Regions from separate parts of the Homo sapiens genome. Here regions 1 and 3 are each linked to region 2. Evidence: chromatin contacts called from ENCODE Hi-C or POLR2A ChIA-PET data. All regions are on one chromosome and are shown on one strand. Each heading gives the region's core, a stretch centred on a gene start or an enhancer-like site at or near the end of the contact. The rest is flanking DNA. Distances are from core to core; before and after follow the strand shown.

Region 1 (4,929 bases), core at 1,797-4,296, 93 kb before region 2:
TACGCAGCCCTGGCTATGAGCCACCACCATGGAGAAAGTAGTCCTGGACCCCCATAGAGAAGAACACAGGCTAGGCCAGGAGGAGGGTGTGGCAGGTGCAGCAGTGGGTGTGGAAGGGGTAAGGGGAGTCCTCAGGCCCAGGAAGGGAACCAAGAACAGTGGGAGGCCCTGCCTGAGGAAGCTCAGGGAGCTACAGGGCCTGATCTAACCCTCACAGCTCTTGCAGCAGCAACTTCAAGTGCTCAGGGAGGCCCTGGCAACAAAAAGAGCTGAGAGGTGCAGGGAGGGACTCGTGCTGTCAGCCTGCACAGCATCACATCCTCCCCTGGTGGCCCACAGAGGCCTGGAAATCACCCTCCAGGCCCCTGGGCCACCTCCTATTCCTCTGGGGCAGGAACAGGAAGTGAATATAAAGTCATTTTCTCTTCCCCAGGTCTGCTTCTTCCCCAAGCCTGACGCTGTCCCCTCCAGGAAGCCCTCCTGGCAGCCATCTGGTACCCTGGGGCCCAGCATGGACTTTATACAGCTTGGGGAAGAGGCAGGGCCCTGAGTCTACTACAGCCCACATGTGGGGTGGGGAGAGAATGGAAGTGGGCAACCCCTATCTCACCCCATTCACCCTATTTTCACAGAAAGTAAGCACCAGTATAAAGACATAGAAAGAAGGTACAGAGCATAGGGAACGGAGGTGGCAGAGTGGGGAGCAGGATCCCAGTGCCCAACTCCCAGATCCCTGTAAGGCCTTCTCTTCTCCCATTCTCCAACTTTTGGAGCCTCTCTCATTTGGGAACAACTTCCTGCAGTCTAACCTCAGTCTCTTCTACTGCAAACTCAATCTATCAACCTCTCTGTCCTTAGAAGAAGTGAGGAACACGGATATCTATGGCTCAGAACACCACGGCCACTCCTTCTCTTCTAGAAAGGATGAGGCCTGGGACCCAGGGTCAGGTCAGAATAAGGGGCAGAGTGGCCAAGGGCTCAGAACACAACTGCTCTATTCCTCTCAGCCACAAATAGCTTCCTAAGCTGGATTCAGGGCCCAGTAATCTGGGAACAGCAAACCTCAGACCTGCATGATTAGGGTCAGAAGAGACCAGGCAAGGGGTGCCAGGGTGGAAATCCCTGGAACTCTGTTCTCAATTCCTGCACAGGAAGGGGTTCTCATGAAGCCCTTTCCTCTACTTACCCTTCACAGATGCCCCATCTCTAAGGGCTATGAATTTCCTCCAAATTAGGAGACAAATGGTGGTACATGAGCTGGAAGCTCCCTCTAGTTGCAAAATAAACCCCCAAAGTTACTCAGGACTCAGTCAGTCTGAGAAAGTTCTGCCCCAGAGCTAAGCTGAATCCTAAATGCTGCTATTGCAAATTGTAGCCCAACTGGCTTCAACATCAGCCTGGTCCAGCCTCCCTCTCTCCATTGATGCCTGCTTGGGCAAGGGAGCTCAGTACTCTGGGGGCCCAGCTAAGAATGGCTGCTGCCTAGCTCAGTAAGGAGAGAGGAATTGGCCCCCAGGGACCCAGGAGCACAGGCTCAAGGCTGTCTCCCCTCCACAGCTCTGTCTGGGAGTCCGGTGTTCTGCTGCTTTGGAAGCTCTAGGGCTCAGGTCCACTCCAATACATGCCCCCCATACCCACAGAGAGGCCCCCCCCAACAGTTATTCTCACAAAGGGGGCCAGGGCAGGTTGCTGGTGAATGTGGCCAAGGTGGAGAGCCACTGTCTCTCCATGCACCTTTCATCCTTTGAGGCTCATCCAAAGCCTCTGCTATGAGGTTTCCTAGCCCTCGTTCCCTGCCTATGATGACCCCCTCCCCTGCCCTGAAAGCCAAGTTGTTTGACTCCAGGCAGCAGCTATGAGCAGCCCTGTAGGGCCCAAAAATACTACTGATCAAAGAGCCCAATGTACACAGCATGCATAGATGCCAGGCACTGTACAGAATCAGAGGACTTATCTTCACAATAATCTTACGAGAAAGGTATCATTATCCCCATTTTACAGATGAAAAGACATGCTCAGAGAGGTGAGGTTACTTGCCCAAGGTCACACAGACAATTATATGGCAGAGTTGGAACTCCAACCCAGGCAGTCCAGCTCAGAAACTCTTAACCACAGTGGAGACCAAGCCTCCCTTGATGACAGAGCCCCCAGAAGAGGACAGGTGCTAGTCCAGGCTTGGAGGGACATTATGCCACTCCCCATGAGAGGAACCACAGCCAACACACTAAAGCTGCCTGCTCAGTTTCTTTCCCGGGGAAGAAAATGGCCCAAGTCTTCCTGGAGGATCAGGGTGAGGGTATTAATGGTTGGGGAGACATGAAGAGTCTGAATGCCTCCCAAGTAACTCAGCCTCCACCTAGCCTCCAGCGTGGGGGCTGAGGACAGGCTGCACTCAGCCCCTCTCTTCATTAGTGCAGGGACGGGCCTCAAAGCGCTCTGGAGACTCCACAGCTACAGGGCTATGGTTGCAGCTGCTGCCGCACGTACCTCCACGCTGGGAAAAGGGGACGGGCCCCTGGAAAAGGAAGGAATAAATCTCGAAAGGGAGAAGAAGGAGGCACAGAGAGAGATCAAGGGAAGGGGGTACACAGAGATCTCAGACCTGGCGGCAGAAGGGAGAGCAGGGGACACAGGAGAGGGGACTCGGTGGGGGAGGGGAGGCGGGAAAGGGGGCGGGGGCCAGGGCTTGGCGCGCCGGGAGGGCCCCTCGCACCCTCTCCCCTTCCCACCCGCGGGCGGCGCTCCCTCGCGGGTGCTCACCACCGGTGATCCGCTGCAGCCCCAGCACGTCCTCCGGCCCGATCGGCTGCTTCCTCTGCAGCGGCCCCGGCCTGGGCCCTGGGCCTGCGTCCGGCTCCGACTCGGACCCAGATTCGGATTCCGCAGGCGGCTGTGGTATGGGGGCCACGCTCTGGCCCGAGGGCCCCGGAGCGGACTCCGTCGCCGTCCCGGCCCCACCGCCGCCCTTCTTCACCTTCATGGCCTTGCGGGGCCGAGGCTCGCCTGCTGCTGCCGCCGCTGCCTGCGCCGGCTGGAGCCGGGGGAAGTGGGAGCATCCGCAGCCCCGCCCCCGGCCGGGGCCCCAGGTACTGCCCCGCCCCGGCCCCGCCCCTGGGGTGGGCCCTGCGCTGATCCCGCCCGCCGCCCGGCCCAACCCTCCCGAAATGCGACGGGCGCGGGGGATGGGAGTCGGGGTATCCTGCCCTGGGCTTCATTCTGTTTTTCTAACACTTTCTTGTACTGGTACTAGTGGGGTCCTGACTACCTCTCCGCTTACTCATTGTGTTCCAGCCTTTCTGCCCGTGAGTTCCAGGCTCAGGGTCTCTGCTTGGATGGTCTTCCCCAGATGGCCTCTTTTCTCCTAGTCACAGCTCAAATGTCATCTGCTCAAAGGGCCTCCCTCACACCCAGTCTGAAGTCCTTCCCCCTCAGTCACCATCTGACCAGCCTGTTTTTGTCTTTCTAATGCATTATGTGAAATTATTTTTATTTGTCCGCTGACTCTTCCCCCTGAAAGCTCAGCTCTGTGAAAGCACTGGTCCTGCCTACTTTGTTCTCTGTAGGACCCCTGTACCTAGCAGAAGGCTCCCTGCAGCTGGTGCTCAAGACTTTTTTTTTTTTTTTTTTTTTTTTTTTGACCTGATGAATTAGTATCTCAGGTAAAAAGCAGATGCTAACAGCCTTGGGCAATCCAGCTAGGAAGGGCACATGGCCACGTGGAAGCAAAGTGGACCTGTGGGCACAGGAGGACAAACACCAGGAAACTGTTACTTACGCGTGAATGCAGAAAGAGTAGAGCTCAGACTTTGTATCATTCCAATTCATATTCAGCCAGTGTTTATTAAGAGCCTACTACACGCCAGACACTTTACATGCTGATCACATTTACTCCTCACAACCATCTTGTAAGGGAGACATCATCAGTGCCATTTGAACAAATGAAAAACTGAGGCTCAGAGAGATTCAATACCTTATCCAAAGCTCTCCAGACAATAAGTGCAAAAACAAGGATTTGAATTCAGGACTGTTTGATTCCAAATCTGGAACTTTCTGGAACCTCTGACACACACACACACACACACACACACACACACACACAGCACCATGTCCTGAGCTGCTGCCTCCTGGACTCCCGCCAGACTGCACCTGACAGACAAAGCCAACTAGGAGGGAGGGGAGTGAGGGAGAAGGTCCCACAGGTGACCAATGCCTGGCCCCTTCATGACAGCAGGGGCTAGGGCTGTCCCACAGGGACTAGAGAGAGGTGTGGAAGGCAGGGACTTTCCCATAATGCTCCCTCCTCTCAGTGCACAAGTGTGCTATGTTGAGAAATGGGGCAAAAGAACAAACAGTCCTTGCCACAGAGGGAGACAGGCAGCAGCCTTATCAAACAAGATAAGGAGACCCGGATGATGTGCCTTTTGAGGCCCCTGGTGGTGGAGGAGGATTGAGCCAGGTGAATGGGAAAGGAAGAAAAGATGAACCCATCTTGGAGTGTTGTACTTTGGTTGCTGGAGAGCCAACAGTGGAGACTGGAGACAAATATTTAAGTCATTCCGGCAGGCCCCATGTACGTGCCTCACAATCTAACACCGCCCACCTTGGCCAGAAAGGAAGGCTTCCTATGGAGGTGCTGCCCTGCTCAGTCTGTCTTCTCAGGCTTTCTCCAGGACTTGCGGGTCTCCAGGAAGATCTTGACCAGGGACAGGAGGATGGGCACAGCCATAGGCAGGAAGAGTGGGATGTAGATGGCAAACTTCTGGTCATCAGGGAAATAAAGGAGGTGGAGGAGTGACGGGTCAAAGAAGGCAAGCTCAGAGGATGTCACAGCTTCCTGGCTGGCGACAAAGGCAGATGCCAGGTGCCCAGACGCCAACTCTTCTGCCGACTTCTGGACGGCAGCTACAGCCTTGTACACCTAGGAAGGAG
Region 2 (5,139 bases), core at 903-3,402:
GATGAACAATAATTAATGTTAAGGAACTGCCCTTCCTTTCCAGATGAGAAAGAGGGGCAGCTCTTAGCATTATGCCCTAAAAACAGAAAAATCTACCCATAACTCCAAAGCCAACCATGCCAAAGTACAGTCCAGGATAGCAGGAGAAGTTGTCTCACTTGGCAGAAGATCTTCAATAAGGATGGGCTGAAGGACAGTTCCTTTTGATCCACCCCAGCGCTCTGGGAGAATGGGGCAGACAGGTCAGAAACTTTCTGTAGGTCCGTTCTGATACGCACTTCTCCAAAGCACAATGCCACATAGTGTCTGCCCAGAAGAGAAATCTCACTGCCACCAGGTCCATCCCTCCCATAGCAGTCTATTCCCCACCCTCACATTCACTTTCTCATCCTTCCTAGAAATATAGCTCAAATCACAGAGATTAGTTTCATAGCAGTTATCAATATCTTCCTCACAACACAATGGCACCCAGGCTAACAGGAAGACTTCAGCAACAACCTCCCTTCCTCCTTGGATTGTGATGCCTCTGCAGAAGAGTGTCACTCTGCAAACACCAACTCCAAAGTACTCTTCTAGGGGAGAAGTGAGAATATAGGGTACTCACGGAAGATCATGGCTAAGGAGTTTGCTGGAAATCCACAGGTTATCAATTTCCTAAAACAGTGAGGGAGAAAGCTCTGTGTGCTAGCTGCTAAATAAGCCACGAGCAGCTTGACAAGCCAGGAAATGTTCTGGATTATTAGAATTTCTCTTTCATAGCCATGTTGCCTTGAATCCCATCTTAAATTAGAACAGTAAAATCTTCGATTTCCTGTTATCTTTCTTCTGTATCTTTGTTATGTGCCCTGGACACTCTGTGTCCTACAAACATTTTTAACTGAACAACTTGCAGCGTTCTCCAACTAGCTCTAAGATCATCTTGGCAAAGAAATGGCAAGGCTGGGATTAACTAGAAAAGCCACCAGGATTTCTATTTTTAAAAAAAGGAAATTAAGAGTTTAAATTCAATTGGATCAACCCTACACACATATCCAGAGTTTCCCAGAACTCACCACTGTTTGCTGGTGTTGCTGAAACTTAAGACTGACATTCTGGATCCAAAAAAAGCGGAAGGAGCCAATCTTTAGCTCCGCCTGCAGCTTCCGCTGACACCACTTGGTGGCCAACCGGACCACAAGCCACCTGCAGAAAAATTCCTGTTAATTCATAGGACCTTTTTCCAATGATGGTTTCCCTCACCCCTTGCTGGTCTTTCAAAGCCTTGCAAAAGGTCGTTCCTGAAACTGGATCTGAGCAACTCTCCTTTCTTCCAAAGCACCACTCTGTCATATACATTCAGCCACGCTGATCAAGATCCTAGCTCCCGACTGACCCCTCCACCCAGATGAAACCAGAAACTGCACCCTCTAAGTTGAAGACAAAAACAAAATCCCTCAAATTGTTATGAATCCCAGAGGCAGAGAGAGAAGACCCCAGCAAGAGTCAAAGCGGAGGCGGCTCTGTCACATGTGCCATCACACTCCCCAGAGGGTCTGTCTGTCTCCTGCTCCCACCCTCCAGACAGGTATCCACGAGAAGGCACTTTGAGGTCAGACCCGGCAGCTCGAATGCTGTTCTCCCCAGACCGATGCTGCAGGTGCCCATCGCGCTTGGCGAAAGGGACATGCAGGGGTGGGTGGAGGGGGAAAGGGAAGCCACTGAACCAGGCCCCTTCCTCACACTCCTATTCAGTTCCTGGCCTCAGCATTTCCTCAGACCCCGCCCGCTTCCTCAGTCTCCCCAACTCGCAGCCCATCCCTGGGAGCTCGGGCCACGCGCCTCCTCACGATCCCTCCCCTCGCCGCGCGCCCCCTCCCTCCACCCTACCCACTCTGCCTCACGCGCCTCAGTAAGGCGCGCGCCCCCTCCTCAGTCTTTCTTCCTCCTCTCCGCCCCCTCCCTCCCGCCGCCGCCGCCGCCGCCGGCGCGGCCGGGAACCCTCACCGGCCTAGAAAGAGGGCGCTAAGCGCAACTAGCAGCAAGACCAACAGCGCGGAGAAGAACAGAGGCATTTAGGTCCGGGTCCGGCCCGGCTTGGCCCCGGCCCCCGCCATGCCGGGCCCCGACGCCGGATCCGCGCAGCACCGCCGCGGGCCGACCAGCTGCGCGCGCAGGAGCAACGCTGAGCGAGGACGCGCTGGTGCGCACACGAGCCCCGCCTTCCGCAGCCCGCCAGCCAACCAACGGCCTCCCACCCCAGTCCCGCCCTGTCCTACGACGCTGCAGGGCCGACGGGCTGCGTGCGCGAGGAGCGGGCGTGGTTCCGGGAGGAGGGCGAGGGGGAGCGGACCAAGAGCTGAAACACGCCCCGGGCGCACACCACGGTGCCCGGAACCGCGGGGCTCGGGGACCCGCGGGGGTCGGAGTCCGGGCCCACTACCTGGGCTGGCGGTGGACCTGGCTGACTCATTTCGGTCCGGGGAGCTCACTTTGAGGGGAGTTGGAGTCCGCCTAGCCACTTAGGCCTGGACTCAGGGTTCTGCGGAAGTTACACCCCTGGTCAGACGTGGTAGCACTCCCATCTTATTCAAGATCCTGTTTGAAAATTACTGAGGCAGAAACTAGGAGGTAATTAAAAGGCCTCAAAAATCTCGCCTCATTCCATCCACAGAGGAAACTAATGAGGTTTTGTTTTTTTTTTCTTTGAGACAAGGACTCGCTACGTTGCCCAGTCTGGTCTCGAACTCCTGCAGGCTCAAGGGATCCTCCTGCCTCAGCCTCCTGAGTAGCTTGGACTAAAGACGCGTGTCACGGTTCCTGGCCAATGAGTTTTTACTTCATTTACTGTTTGAACACTGTTCTGGTCCATCTACTTATGGCACGAACTGGGCCCTGATGGAGGAGAGGAGGAGATACTGCAGAAGTAGTGAATATTGTTCTTGCCCTTTAGCAAAAAATAGTTTATCTGGGAAGCAAACATAATTACATAAAGTAGACAATACATAGTCAGTTTTGCCTGCTTCCTTCTGTGTAGTTTATCTGGGAAGCAAACATAATTACATAAAATAGACAATACATAGTTTTGCCTGCTTCCTTCTCTGTAAAATGAGAGAACAGGACAAAGGTCCCTCAGCGTTACTGTGCTAAGGATCAGTATCTGAATGATGATCTACTGATACAGCACAAGCTAAGGAAATCCTGACGGTTTCAAAATAAGTATTATGGAGGAGGTCATGTCTCTTTTCATACCCCTTCGCTCCCACGTCCTAATCTCCATATATATCCTTCAAGATTTTACTCAGAGCCTCTCTTTTTGGCTCCCTCAGATAAAACACCATTTCATCTTTCACCTGTGTGTTGCCCGAAGTTGCTTTCACTCCTCTGATTGTTTCCTCCCTTATCTATTCCTCTCTTCAGTGATTTCACATCTCCCCAAGAGCTCCAGCGCTGCTGTTTCAAGGTCATACTTACCTCTCAAGCACTGTATTTGCGTCATCTTCCTCGTCATCTGCAGCCTTCCCCCAGGGTATGTCCTCCGAATGCTCTGGGAAGGCCCAATTCACTGAAAACCTCTGTCCAAGTCAAGGAGGGGTGCCGTGCAACACGTATCCCTACTCTGGTTCATCTTATCCAATCTGTTTATTGAACCAAGATTCCTGTCACTTCCTTCCTTCTCCCTTGACTATTACCGGCCCTACTCCCAGCCATCTCATAGCCTAAAATGTTGATTTTATGATTTGTCTATTTCTTTCTGGAGAGATCTTAAGGGATCAACACAAGTGAAGTGGAATAAAGGCAGGGAGTCGGGGGTGGGGGGTGGTTGAGGCAACAGTGGGGCTCAACTAATTCATGGCCTCCATTTATTGAGACCACAAGCCCTTGTAAAAGAGACCAAGTCTTTTAACGTCACGGGCCATGTTTGGCACAGAAATGGTGTCTCTAAATGTTCAACATTAACAAAACAAATAGAAAAAAAAAGAACAAAACCCGGAAGTTTCTAAAAATAAAAAAAGCCTGCTAGTCACTGAAATTCCAGCAGATGGCAGCCATCTCCGTTCACCAATACCATGATTGGAAGCTACAGGAGCAAATTTTCTGCAATTGACACAGGAAAGGAGGAAATCAGGTAGGCAGAGGACAAAAGTAGTTTTCTATCCACCTTTTTAGAGAGATATATCTACGTTTGTCCAAAAAACAGGATTTGTTTTCCAAAAGCTAAACACAATCGTAGTGCACTTAAAAAAACCTGAGTCAGAAACAGCTGGATTCCTATTCCAAAATGATTTATTAGTTTTAAGAATTCAGGCCGGGCACGGTGGCTCACACCTGTTTTCCCAGCACTTTGGGAGGCCAAGGTGGGCGGATCACAAAAGGTCAGGAGTTCAAGACCAGCCTGGCCAATATGGTGAAACCCCATCTCTACTAAAAATACAAAAATTAGTCAGGTGTGGTGGCGGGTGCCTGTAGTCCCAGCTACTCAGGAGGCTGAGGCAGGGGAATCACTTGAACCTGGGAGGCGGAGGTTGCAGTGAGCCGAGATTGCACCACTGCACTCCAGTCTGGGCGACAGAGTGAGACTCCATCTTAAAAAAAAAAAAAAAAGAATTCAGGCAGTAGGCCAGGCATGGTGGCTCACTCCTGTAATCCCCAGCACTTTGGGAAGACACAGCATAAGGATCACTTGAGCCCAGGAGTTCCAGACCAGCCTGGGTAACATAGTGAGACCTCATCTCTACGATAAATCAAAAACTGACACAGGAGGATCAACTTGAGCCCAGGAGGTCAAGGCTGTAATAAGCCATGATTGTGCCCCTCCCACCTAGGTGACAGAGCAAAGAACTTGTCTCAAAAAAAAAAAAAAAAAAGAATTCAGGCAGTTACTCAACTGCTGCACTGATAAAAATGCAGTATTACCCTATATGAATTCTGTGAAGATTAAATGAGGTAAGATCTATAGGCCGGGTGCGGTGGCTCACGCCTGTAATCTCAGCACTTTGGGAGGCTGAGGCGGGCGGATCATGAGGTCAGGAGATCGAGACCATCCTAGTTAATACAGTGAAACCCTGTCTCTACTAAAAATACAAAAAAATTACCCTGGCGTGGTGGCGGGTGCCTGTAGCACCGGCTACTTGGGAGGCTGAGGCAGGAGGATGGTTGTGA
Region 3 (4,965 bases), core at 2,256-4,755, 93 kb after region 2:
GAGCTGAGATCATGCCACTGCACTCCAGCCTGGGCAACAGAGCGAGACTCCATCTCAAAAAAAAAAAACAACAACAACAATGGAGAGGGGTTGTCGTAGGTGTGAGAAAGCCTGGATCTTGATTAGTCCCTTGGGCCACAGGCGGCACTCTGGCTGAGTTCATCCAAAAGCGCTGTAATTCCCTGCTGGAGGAGGAGACCATCCTGCACTTCTTCGTGCAGATCCTGCTTGCACTGCATCATGTGCACACCCACCTCATCCTGCACCGAGACCTCAAGACCCAGAACATCCTGCTTGACAAACACCGCATGGTCGTCAAGATCGGTGATTTCGGCATCTCCAAGATCCTTAGCAGCAAGAGCAAGGCCTACACGGTGCCTGGGCATGGAAGGGACCTCCAGGGCACTAGAAGTCTTGAGGGCCAGGACCTAACCCTGCCTCCTCCCCTCCCCCTAAAAAACCCTTGGCCCTTTGGCCCCTGTTTGGGTGGTTCTGCAGGAGGAAGCCCCTTGGCTTGCTTTGAGAAGAAGCTGTCCCCAAATGGGCTTATGCACAGAGCCCCTGGTCTTCCCTCCCTGCAGGGCTGTGATCCCAGCTTCTATCCTGCAGGTGGTGGGTACCCCATGCTATATCTCCCCTGAGCTGTGTGAGGGCAAGCCCTACAACCAGAAGAGTGACATCTGGGCCCTGGGCTGTGTCCTCTACGAGCTGGCCAGCCTCAAGAGGGCTTTCGAGGCTGCGGTGAGTGTATGCACCCTCCAGGGGACAACTGAGAAATCTACTGCCTCGCCCAGCAGCCCTTGGCTCAAGCCACCTCAGGTTTCTCCTCTAGCTGAGTCATGTCTCTCCCTTATCAGATTACCCCAGGGGAGGGCTATGGGTGTCCCTCAGACTATGGATTTCTGAGAGTAGGTCTTGCCTCCCATTAGACGGAGGGCTCCTGAGGGCAGGGCTGTGGCTTTCCCAGAAGACCCTCCCAAGAGCAAGACTTGAGTTTTCCCAGCATGCTGGGGTTTCTGAGGATATAGCTGCAGCTCCCCTATCAGACTAGGGATCACTGAAAGCCAGGTTGGACTCCCCTGTCAGTCTGGGAGTCTCCTCATCAGACTGAAGTCTCCTGAGGGCAAAGCTGTTATTGTTTATTTATTTATTTTTTTTATTATACTTTAAGTTTTAGGGCACATGTACACAACGTGCAGGTTTGATACGTATGTATACATGTGCGATGTTGGTGTGCTGCACCCATTAACTCATCATTTAACATTAGGTATATCTCCTAATGCTATCCCTTCCCCCTCCCCCCACCCCACAACAGGCCCCGGTGTGTGATGTTCCCCTTCCTGTGTCCATGTGTTCTCATTGTTCAATTCCCACCTATGAGTGAGAACATGCGGTGTTTGGTTTTTTGTCCTTGCGATAGTTTGCTGAGAATGATGGTTTCCAGCTCCATCCATGTCCTACAAAGGACATGAACTCATCATTTTTTACGGCTGCATAGTTTTCCATGGTGTGTATGTGCCACGTTTTCTTAATCCATCTATCATTGTTGGACATTTAGGTTGGTTCCAAGTCTTTGCTATTGTGAATAGTGCCACAATAAACATACGTGTGCATGTGTCTTTATAGCAGCATGATTTATAATCCTTTGGGTATACACCCAGTAATGGGATGGCTGGGTCAAATGGTATTTCTAGTTCTAGATCCCTGAGGAATCGCCACACTGACTTCCACAATGGTTGAACTAGTTTACAGTCCCACCAACAGTGTAAAAGTGTTCCTATTTCTCCACATCCTCTCCAGCACTTGTTGTTTCCTGACTTTTTAAAGATCACCATTCTAACTGGTGTGAGATGGTATCTCATTGTGGTTTTGATTTGCATTTCTTGATGGCCAGTGATGATGAGCATTTTTTCATGTGTCTTTTGGCTGCATAAATGTCTTCTTTTGAGAAGTGTCTGTTCATATCCTTCGCCCACTTGTTGATGGGGTTGTTTTTTTCTTGTAAATTTGTTTGAGTTCTTTGTAGATTCTGGATATTAGCCCTTTGTCAGATGAGTAGATTGCAAAAATCTTCTCCCATTCTGTAGGTTGCCTGTTCACTCTGATGGTAGTTTCTTTTGCTGTGCAGAAGCTCTTTAGTTTAATTAGATCCCATTTGTCAATTTTGGCTTTTGTTGCCATTGCTTTTGGTGTTTTAGACATGAAGTCCTTGCCCATGCCTATGTCCTGAATGGTATTGCCTAGGTATTCTTCTAGGGGTTTGATGGTTTTAGGTCTAACATGTAAGTCTTTAGTCCATCTTGAATTAATTTTTGTATAAGGTGTAAGGAAGGGATCCAGTTTCAGCTTTCTACATATGGCTAGCCAGTTTTCCCAGCACCATTTATTAAATAGGGAATCCTTTCCCCATTTCTTGTTTTTCTCAGGTTTGTCAAAGATCAGATAGTTGTAGATGTGTGGCATTATTTCTGAGGGCTCTGTTCTGTTCCATTGGTCTATATCTCTGTTTTGGTACCAGTACCATGCTGTTTTGGTTACTGTAGCCTTGTAGTATAGTTTGAAGTCAGGTAGCATGATGCCTCCAGGCAAAGCTGTTATTATCCCAGGAGACCAGGGGCTGGAGCTGGGGGGTGCTGCCCTCACTTCCCCAAATTCTCAACCTGGTGCCTTCACAGAACTTGCCAGCACTGGTGCTGAAGATCATGAGTGGCACCTTTGCACCTATCTCTGACCGGTACAGCCCTGAGCTTCGCCAGCTGGTCCTGAGTCTACTCAGCCTGGAGCCTGCCCAGCGGCCACCACTCAGCCACATCATGGCACAGCCCCTCTGCATCCGTGCCCTCCTCAACCTCCACACCGACGTGGGCAGTGTCCGCATGCGGAGGCCTGTGCAGGGACAGCGAGCGGTCCTGGGCGGCAGGGTGTGGGCACCCAGTGGGAGCACAGGAGGTCTGAGGCAGAGGGAAACCTGGGGCAAGTCCTCCCTTCCTGCATGTAGGAATGTCAGGAGGGTCTTTGTCCTTAGGCCCCCATCTGTCCTGCAGGGCAGAGAAGTCCGTGGCCCCCAGCAACACAGGGAGCAGGACCACCAGTGTCCGCTGCAGAGGTAAGTGGGAAGAGGCCGCCAGTCCCCATGGATGCCACACCATTCCCATCAGTTTAATAGTCCCCATGCACTGTACCTGCAGGTATCCCCCGGGGACCTGTGAGGCCAGCCATCCCACCACCACTGTCGTCAGTGTATGCCTGGGGTGGTGGGCTGGGCACCCCCCTGCGGCTGCCAATGCTCAACACAGAGGTGGTCCAGGTGGCAGCTGGGCGCACGCAGAAAGCCGGCGTCACGCGCTCTGGGCGTCTCATCCTGTGGGAGGTGAGCAGGCCAGGGGGTGGCCTGGATGGGTGGAGGTGGAGGTCCACAGCAGGGTTGGGGTGCTCAGGCGCTGCCCATCCCCCTGCCCCTGCAGGCCCCACCCCTAGGTGCAGGCGGAGGCAGTCTCCTTCCTGGGGCAGTGGAGCAGCCACAGCCCCAGTTCATCTCGCGTTTCCTGGAGGGCCAGTCGGGTGTGACCATCAAGCACGTGGCCTGTGGGGACTTCTTCACTGCCTGCCTGACTGGTGAGTTGTCGGGCCTACCTTGTGGGACCTGCTCTGAGGCCCCACAGAGCACCTTCTCTCTTCTCTTGCAAAACACGCACTTAATGAATGCTTCTGTCTACTAGTTATCGAGTTATTGCTTCTGTCTAGTAACTATTGAGGAGATTTCCTTATACAACCTCCTTTACCCTACGGACAGGCCTGGCAAGGCAGTTATTATATTATCCTCATTTGACAAGTGGGGACGCTAAGGCTCAGAGAGGGTGTCACTTGTCCAAAGTCACATATGTTTGAAGGGACTCATATCCTTTTCTCTCTTCCTATCCCATCCTTCCAGCCCTGGTCCCCAACTTTATTTTGCTGCTGCAACCCACTGGAGGACCGGGCTATCTGGAAAGACTGTTTAACTTCTTTCCCTTCTCCTTCCTCACTGCCCTTCTCCCCAGACAGAGGCATCATCATGACATTCGGCAGCGGCAGCAATGGGTGCCTAGGCCATGGCAGCCTCACTGACATCAGCCAGGTGGGTGTCACATATACCTTGGGAAGGGGAAGTCGGGGGATGGCGGGGAGCCCACATCTGTGAGTTGACACCAGATTGGGGGCAGGGGAGTTCCCAGCAACCACAGGTTCCTCTAGCTTCCCAGCTGCACCTGCTCTGGGCCACCTACATCGGGGAAAGTACAGAAAAACCAGGCTTCCCCAATGGTTGCCCACCTGGCAGTGTGTATGGCTGGATTTAAAGACACAGCCACCTCCTGAGAATGTGTAGCCTCCAGCTTTGTCCCTACAGGGGGTGTTGAAGCCAGATGGCTCCAGACCCTTTGCCCAGTTTCTCCTTGCTTCCTCTCCTCTCTAGCCCACCATTGTGGAGGCTTTGCTGGGCTATGAAATGGTGCAGGTGGCCTGTGGGGCCTCTCACGTGCTGGCCCTGTCCACTGAGCGAGAACTATTTGCCTGGGGCCGTGGAGACAGCGGTAAGCTCCAGCCTTTAGGCCCCATCTCACAGCATCCTCAGCCATGACTTGCTCCCCTTCATACCCACCTTCCACCTCACAGCACATTCTCTCTTCCCTCTTTTCTCTCAAATTCTCTTCATTCATTCAACAAACCTTTATTTTACACCGACTATGTGCACACCCTGTGCTGGGTGCTGAGATGAGATGGAGATGTGGCTTCCTTCAGGTGTTTATGAGGTAATGAAGGAAATTTCATTCATCCACCTAGTTTTTTATTTTATTTTGAGATGGAGTCTCGCTCTGTTACCCAGGCTAGAGTGCAGTGGCGTGATCTCAGCTCACTGCAACCTCCACCACCGGGTTCAAGCGAATCTCCTGCCTCAGCCTCCCAAGTAGCTGGCATTACAGGCAC

What was found. A loop is a pair of places that touch in the nucleus more often than their neighbours do. ChIA-PET counts read pairs that join two places held with the same protein, here RNA polymerase II (POLR2A). Pooled maps may share reads with other maps.
Region 1: a loop to region 2 is called in a map of naive thymus-derived CD4-positive, alpha-beta T cell, with 6 times the contacts of the local background. The contact joins the promoter of UNC119 here to the promoter of BLTP2 in region 2. A Hi-C loop is called at or near these places in 1 of 168 maps with a recorded cell type or tissue (naive thymus-derived CD4-positive, alpha-beta T cell), 3 of 37 single-sample maps with no recorded cell type and 13 of 50 pooled maps. POLR2A ChIA-PET finds 5 or more read pairs at or near these places in 11 of 52 experiments (CD4-positive, alpha-beta T cell, Caco-2, GM12878 and 8 more).
Region 3: a map of K562 shows a loop between it and region 2 (4-fold over the local background). The contact joins the enhancer-like site here to the promoter of BLTP2 in region 2. A Hi-C loop is called at or near these places in 13 of 168 maps with a recorded cell type or tissue (CD4-positive, alpha-beta T cell, CD4-positive, alpha-beta memory T cell, CD8-positive, alpha-beta T cell and 8 more), 1 of 37 single-sample maps with no recorded cell type and 14 of 50 pooled maps. POLR2A ChIA-PET finds 5 or more read pairs at or near these places in 36 of 52 experiments (A549, AG04450, B cell and 28 more).

Annotation. Positions count from the first base shown.
Region 1 is chr17:28,549,578-28,554,506 of GRCh38, forward strand. UNC119 (unc-119 lipid binding chaperone) reads right to left here and starts at 3,047. Exons shown (of 5, transcript NM_005148.4): 1 at 2,761-3,047. The coding sequence starts at 2,980. PIGS (phosphatidylinositol glycan anchor biosynthesis class S) reads right to left here. Exons shown (of 12, transcript NM_033198.4): 12 at 3,810-4,918. The coding sequence ends at 4,643. RefSeq lists silencers at 564-613, 2,664-2,713, 2,774-3,223.
Region 2 is chr17:28,643,006-28,648,144 of GRCh38, forward strand. It overlaps BLTP2 (bridge-like lipid transfer protein family member 2), which reads right to left and starts at 2,153. Exons shown (of 39, transcript NM_014680.5): 1 at 1,984-2,153; 2 at 1,053-1,182; 3 at 605-654; 4 at 159-306. The coding sequence starts at 2,051. RefSeq lists silencers at 1,950-2,289, 2,310-2,539.
Region 3 is chr17:28,734,631-28,739,595 of GRCh38, forward strand. It overlaps NEK8 (NIMA related kinase 8), which reads left to right. Exons shown (of 15, transcript NM_178170.3): 3 at 142-374; 4 at 610-741; 5 at 2,676-2,884; 6 at 3,045-3,106; 7 at 3,189-3,370; 8 at 3,465-3,615; 9 at 4,041-4,117; 10 at 4,454-4,571. Among named protein-coding and RNA genes, the nearest start is that of TRAF4, 6.9 kb to the right of the region's middle. RefSeq lists enhancers at 2,844-3,378, 3,279-3,458, 3,599-3,748, 3,759-3,818, 4,629-4,778 and 2 more. Within about 2 kb of position 3,506, at least 5 of the 41 ENCODE cell types and tissues checked have a DNase peak (open chromatin) inside an H3K27ac peak, as active enhancers do; they include B cell, GM12878 and OCI-LY7, where a contact is called at or near this core.